Regions from separate parts of the Homo sapiens genome. Here region 1 is linked to region 2. The links are chromatin contacts, found by Hi-C in ENCODE. All regions are on one chromosome and are shown on one strand. Each heading gives the region's core, a stretch centred on a gene start or an enhancer-like site at or near the end of the contact. The rest is flanking DNA. Distances are from core to core; before and after follow the strand shown.

Region 1 (3,495 bases), core at 496-2,995, 2.0 Mb after region 2:
TTCTCAGCTGACAGAAGACAGAAAAGTAGGTTAACTGGTCTGCCCCTGTTACAGTTAGCAGCAGAGCTGTCATATGAAACCAAGTTCGATTTTGTTTAGTGCTTTTTCCAAAACCCATTTCTGGCTGGCCGCGGTGGCTCATGCCTGTAATCCTGGCACTTTGGGAGGCCGAGGTGGGAGGCCCACTTGAGGTCAGGGGTTCAAGACCAGCCTAACATGGTGAAGCCCCGTTTCTACTAAAAATACAAAAATTAGCCGGGCATGGTGGGGCATGGGTAATCCCAGCTACTTGGGAGGCTGAGGCAGGAGAATCGATTAAACCTGGGAGACAGAGGTTGCAGTGAGCCGAGACTGAGATCGCGCCATTGCACTCGAGCCTGGGCAACAAGAGCGAAACTCCGTCTCAAAACAAAAAAAGAAAACAAAACCCATTTCTGTCTGGTACTTTTTTTTTGAGACGGAGTTTCGCTCTTTTTGCCCAGGCTGGAGTGCAATGGTGCTATCTCGGCTCACCGCAACCTCCGCCTCCCAGGTTCAAGCGATTCTCCTGCTTCAGCCTCCCAAGTAGCTGGCATTACAGGCATGCGCCACCACCCTGGCTAATTTTGTATTTTTAGTAGACACGGGGTTTCTCCATGTTGGTCAGGCTGGTCTTGAACTCCCGATCTCAGGTGATCCACCCGCCAAGCCTCCCAAAGTGCTGGGATTACAGGCGTGAGCCACCGCGCCCGGCCTCTGTCTGGTACATTTTATCTGAAGCAACAGGAATTGACAGGAAAAATCACTGCTGTCCACAGACCCATACTTGCTCACTTCGGATATGTATTTTTAATGAAGTGCAACAACGTTACCCAGAATCAAAATTAAGCTGTTTCTACGTAAACATTGGGCAGGTAATACAACTGGAAATCAAAAATGTAAGTAGTTCGTTTGTAAGTTAGGGTTCCAGTAGTTAGCAAACTTGCCAAAGTCATCAAAAGTAGTGGTCTTCCTGTTGGGGAACTTTAGCAATAAGTAATTTTATTTTAGTAACAGCAGTAACTACCCCTCCCCCCAAAGAGGAAATTGGAAGACAGCACTGGGTGAAGAAAACAATTTTTTCACGTGTTGCTTTTAGACATAAAACCCTCAACATTTGGAAACTTCAGACTTCCATAATAAGGTTCTAAAGAGATTTCCTTGATCTTGATCCACGGTCCTCAAAGAAACACAAAAAAACTAACCCCCACCTAAGAACTGTTCTTAACCAAACAGGCAGGAACTTCTATGGGCTTTAGCAATCGCTTCTGAACCAGCGCGACAATACTCCTCTGACCTCGCGCAAGAAGGCCACCTTCTCCCTCCCAGAAGAGTCCCGGAGCAGAGCAAGGCACTCAGGGGGCATCTGCGCCGAGGTCGAGGCTCGCTGAAGGCCTTGCTGCCGCCTTGGGGAAAGCCCTCGCAGGCCCACCTGCCCCACCGCCGCCCCTGAGGCCCGGCCTGACTCCCCGCCGGCGCCCCCTCAGCTACCTTTCCGCCGGAAGAAGGACATGGCGGGGCCCGGGTCGGGACGGAGGGTGCGGGGGGACTGGCGCGGGGAGGGCCCGGCTCCCCTCATTCAGCAACCGGCCCGGACTTCCGGGTCCAGAGGGGCCGCTGCACTAGCGCGAAAAGGGACCCTTCTTCCGGGAGTGGGCCCCACCGCCTCCTCGGGATGCCCAGGCAGCTCCAGCCGCCATATTATCAACAAGCCGCCCGCCCGGAGTTCCGGTCCTTCCCCGCGCTAGGCTTCACGGGAGGTCAAGCGCCGGCCCCGCCCCTTTTCCCCATCCCCCTCCCGCGGGTGCAGGGGCGCACGCCCGCATCGCCCACGTGACCCGCGCGTGCTACCCGCGCCTCTTTCCCGGGCCCTGGGTGCCTGGAGCGAGCCACCGTTCCTGCAGCTGTTTTGTGGCGTCTGTCGCCGGCCCCCGGTGGAGCGCTGCAGACCCAGTCTCTGCAAAACTAACTCCCTGGGGCGGGAGCCCTCCCAGCAGCTGGAACGGGGCGGGCCTTAGGTCCCCGGCTTCCGGCCCCTGGGTACCCTTCAAATTGTGCCCTTCTAAAAGGCAGGGTCAACCCTGCCACGCTCCAGCTCGACCCCTCCTGCTCCTCCGTTTGAGTTTTGCTCACAGGCGCTGGCCGGCACGAGCAGCTTCACCCTGCACCCCAGTCCCTGCTTCCTCAGGAGAACCCGCCACGGCCTGCGGGTTCGAGGCGATGCAGAACCCTGATTAGGAAAAGGCACAACCTGCCGCATGCGGAACCAGCAGCTCCCTGGATCATTAGCGAATGAAAAGGGGAAGCGGGCTTATTTCGGAGTGCAGTCCCTGCGAATGCTCAACTTTGTAAGGGACTGCAACATAAAAGCCTCGCCAGTATTTAAAAGCTAGCTCCAGTGAATCATCCTTGCTCAAATGCCATTTTCCTGTGAATCTTCTGACCCTCTACTCCCAAAGCAAAATCAATCAAGCCTCCCTGTCTTTGGTGCTTCTTAACACCCGGCGAGTGCGCTCAGCGGCTGAGGTTGTAACTGCTCCCTGGGGTTGGGGTTGGGGAGGGCAGGAAGGTAATAGTAACTCAATAAATGTTCGCTGGGGTTTTTAAACCAATGAAGTTTATCATGTGACGGATGGGGAAACAGGCCCAGAAGAGACAACTAGCCCAAGATTGTTCAGAATGTTAGAAATACCAAAATTGTTAGAAATAGATAATCGGTGCCACGAAGAAAAGTCAGCACGGAGACAAAAGATCTCCAGCAAGGCAATCTTTACTTTCTGCAGAAAGGGTGCTCAATCGCAGATGGAACGATGTCGAGAGCACACCTGAACAAAGGAAAAGCAAACATATTTATCCCTTACGCATTTGGGTCGTCCTCACTGCTATGTCCTGCATCCATTGGCTGGAGCGGGACCTCACACTCTTAAACTGATAGCCGATTTGCTAATAGCCTAAAACTTTCTAAATAGGTAAGTGCAAGGAAGAACGAAGAAGGAGAGGAAGTTGCTTACCGAAAGGTTTAAGGAAGCAATAACATTTCCAAATAAGGAAGGGGCATAGGCTGTGAACTGGAACGTGCCTGTGAGCATGTCCAACAGTTACATAGGATAGGGCTTAACAAAGAGTTATTAGCACAAAGCAAGGAGGCTTGAAGAAAGTTAGTCTTTAAAATAAACTATTACTTCTAACACTTATGATGTATTCTTTAACAAGAAGGGGAACTTTGAAGAGGAAACTTTTTACTTTCTACAAGAATGTCCAAGTTTAAGACTATAACTAGAACCCGAAATAGGCAAATCCCTTAACCTGCTCTAATAATAATATGGTCTTTTCACTATATTGTTAGAGCAGGTTAAAAGATTTACTTATTTCATTTCTGGCCAGATGCAGTGGCTTATGCCTGTAATCCCAACACTTTGAGAGGCTGAGGCAGTCAGATCACCTGAGGTCAGGAGTTAGACCAGCCTGGCCAAGATG
Region 2 (3,264 bases), core at 765-3,264:
TTAACTTCTACCCCTCATTTACTACCTTGTCATTTTAAAGGTGTAGAGCTTCCTATTATAAAGGGGACAGAAAGGAAAACAATTCTCGCAAGTTTTCTGGCTCCCTCCATTAACTGGCTGGAAATTAGTTTTTGGAGTGTGGCTGCCATGCAAGAGCACCTGAAGAGAGTGGAAAAGGACATGGGGAAGAAGTAAGGAAGTGAGAATCCAGAGACTCTCCAGTGGGCAGCAAGAGACAAGATGTCAAAAAGGTGGGAAAACACTCTTTTGGGGTCCCTCATGCATTATAAAAGATACTACGCCAGAAAGTAAAGAAAGGCTCCTAAATGCTAATTAGCCAACAGGAGAGACCTCAATAAGTTTATAGGCTCCACTAAAGGCTGGAAAGTAAGCTAAAATTTCATAAGCAAAGCAGAAAATAAACAAATCACTACTGCTGAAATCAGGCCCATAAGAACACCAAAGATCCTGGCTCATAAAAGACGTTTTACCAGTCCTTCAACCAACCAGGAGGAATCCAGTTTTCAAACAAACTAATCAGCATTCTTGACTGATCAAGTGGCATAAGCCACTGCCTTGGGTAAAAAGGCAAGTTGCTTTCTTAGTAAGGAAGTCCCATATGGTGGCCATTTCAGTATTCCTTTACCTACACTTTGGGCTTTCCTTATCCATGATTCTGGCCATCTCTGGTGTCCCCAGGTGTCCACATCCCCCCTATAGGATTAACAGATAATGCTGAGTACCATTCTCTCTACATTGCCAACAAAAGATTTCAGCTTTGGTAAACTTAATATGAGGTGGGGGAGGAAGCAACAGTCAATGTGCAGAGTACTACAAAGAATATCAAAACTTGAGAACTTTAAGGGATCTATCACATCTCATCTCCAAACACTTTGACAGACAGGGGAACTTCAAACCAGAAAGGGCACAAGGTCATATGGAGTCACTGACAAAACCACTGCTAGAGTCCAGGCTTCCATGATTCCCAGTCCAGGGCTCTTATCATTAAATAACACAGCCTCCCTTCTTTCCTGGGAGGCACTGCAGGCATGCCATCCCCCTGCCAAGATAATCACCCTCCAAGAGCCCCTCCTCCTATCCCAGTCCCTCCTACAGCACAGCTGAGTTGCAGCTCAAATTAGCAAGTCCCGGAGCAGGGGGCATTTCTGGGAGGGTGCCCAGTCTGAGGGTTGCTGGTACCGAAGAGGAGGGACAAAGATGGAGAAGAAGGTGACATCCCACAAAGGGTTTGGGAGAACTGGGTCCTTGGGGCAGTGGCAGTGAGCCTGCTGGGCTGGATAAAGACACATGCAGTGGCATCTCCCAAAGCGCATTGGGGAAGCAGACCAGCAGTTGGCACCACCTCTAGCAGCAAAAGGAAGGGCTGAGCCTTGATGGGCAGGGAAGCCTGGGGCATCTCCGAGTCCAAGTTGGGCCTCAGGGGTGCCTCCTGGCAGAGTGGCACTGGCGCGCCCGTGAGGTGGCACCAGTGCCCGGGAGGAGGCCCGAGGACACAGATGCCCTGCCTGCCCGTGGGATAGCACCGGCACCCGGCGAAGGCCCAGCCCCCCCGGGAGGTGGCACCGGCGCCCGGCGAACGCCCGACGACCAGGATGCCCAACCCGCCCGTGAGGTGGCACCGACGCCCAGTGAAGGCCAGACGACCAGGATGCCCAGCCCGCCCGTGAGGTGGCACAAGCGCCCGGCAAAGGCCCGACGACCAGGATGCCCAGCCCGCTCGTGGAGTGGCACCCGCGGCTGGCGGAGGCCCAGCCCGCTCGTGAAGTGGCACCGGCGCCCGGCGGAGGCCCGCGGTCCTCACCAGCCGGATCAGCGGCCGCCGTTGCCCAGCCTCCTGCCCCACACGCGGCCTTACCGAGGCACTGCCCCACTGGTGTGCTGAACGGGTTCCCCAGGAGGAACTCCATCTTGGGTGGACAACACGCAGCGGCCCGGGCCCCCTGTCTGCCACCTAGGCCTCCGCTGTAACCCGCCGGACTCCCGTCCTGACTGACACTTGCCCCCTCCCCACTCTCTGGAACGCCGAGCTTAGGGCCTTTGGCCCCGCCCCCTTGCCGCGTCTCTATTGGGGGACACCTACGAAGCCCGCCTCCTATTGGTCGTTACACCTCTGTCAGCAAAGCCCCCACCCACCCCGCAGCGTCCGATTGGGCGGAGGAGCGAGCTAGGTCACCGGAGTCCCTGTCAGCCGTGGCGGCACCTCCCCTGGCCCGCCCCCAAAGGGGAAGCTGCGCATTTTGATTCCTCTGTATATTGGTCAATCTAAAGGATTCTTACTATTATTGGACAAAAGACGAGTCAATCACGCAAATGGACGGAACAGAGGTGAATCTAGGAATATCCCCGCCCATAGAAAGTACTGATTGGAGAAACATTTGTTTTCTCTACGGCTGGTTGGTGTAAGGAGTGTTTCACCACACGGAGATGTGGTCACGTGACTTGTCAACTTTCACCCAGGATGTCTCCCTTCTGACTTCCCCTTAGCAACCAAGTCGCGGCGCTTGGTTCCCCAGCAACCGGGAGACGCGTCTGCTGCGTGGAACCGCCGAGTTCCCAGCGCTTGAGAAGGTGAGACCTGGGAGCTGAGGCTCCCGGAGGACTTGCAGGGACAGATAGTGCCCGACGTAACTCTTTCCTGTGACCTTTTTCTCGGAGAACGCCGGCCCGGCCCTTCTCATTTATAAAATGAGCACGTAGGTCCTCTCCCAGCCACTTTACAGTCGTGTGAGACAGCCAAGACACTTTAGTCCTGGGCTTGTCAAGCTTTTGAATAAAAAAAAAAAAAAATACTAAGGAAGCATTTCCCGAGGGAGCAGGGCCAGAATGGATTTTTAAGGGGTTCCGTCTTCCAGCCTCCTTTCATAGAAAGAGAGGTACCCGGTCCACTGATAACTTTTCCCAGAATTTAGCCATCATAACTGACCTCATAACTATCAAATGATTTCATCTTGGTACTGTATATACCGCTTTGGATGTGAATACGGCTACTCAAGTTCTGTATCCGTCTCTGTCAGTAACTCATTGTACGACTTTGGACAAGTTCCTTTACCTCCCTGGAGCCTCAGGTTCCCTAGCTGGGAAATAAGGGCATTAGGACTCCCTTTTTATGGCCTCCGGAGCTTACATGTACTTAAATAATGCATGTGCACTGAGCACACAGTAAGCATTCAGTAAGTGATTGATTTTATTCTTTTTTAAGAAAAATTTTGTTCATTATTTATTTATTTATTTATTTTTTATTTT

Evidence for each region. Hi-C counts contacts between places; a loop is a spot of excess contacts on that map. Pooled maps may share reads with other maps.
Region 1: a loop to region 2 is called in a map of B cell, with 12 times the contacts of the local background. The contact joins the promoter of AKAP10 here to the promoter of TOM1L2 in region 2. A Hi-C loop is called at or near these places in 2 of 168 maps with a recorded cell type or tissue (B cell and CD4-positive, alpha-beta memory T cell) and 6 of 50 pooled maps.

The regions. Positions count from the first base shown.
Region 1 is chr17:19,976,083-19,979,577 of GRCh38, forward strand. It overlaps AKAP10 (A-kinase anchoring protein 10), which reads right to left and starts at 1,746. Exons shown (of 15, transcript NM_007202.4): 1 at 1,510-1,746. The coding sequence starts at 1,597. RefSeq lists a silencer at 1,454-1,643 and an enhancer at 2,116-2,829.
Region 2 is chr17:17,970,386-17,973,649 of GRCh38, forward strand. TOM1L2 (target of myb1 like 2 membrane trafficking protein) reads right to left here and starts at 2,015. Exons shown (of 15, transcript NM_001082968.2): 1 at 1,877-2,015. The coding sequence starts at 1,928. DRC3 (dynein regulatory complex subunit 3) reads left to right here and starts at 2,477. Exons shown (of 14, transcript NM_031294.4): 1 at 2,477-2,589. RefSeq lists enhancers at 1,508-2,077, 2,449-2,768 and a silencer at 1,719-1,768.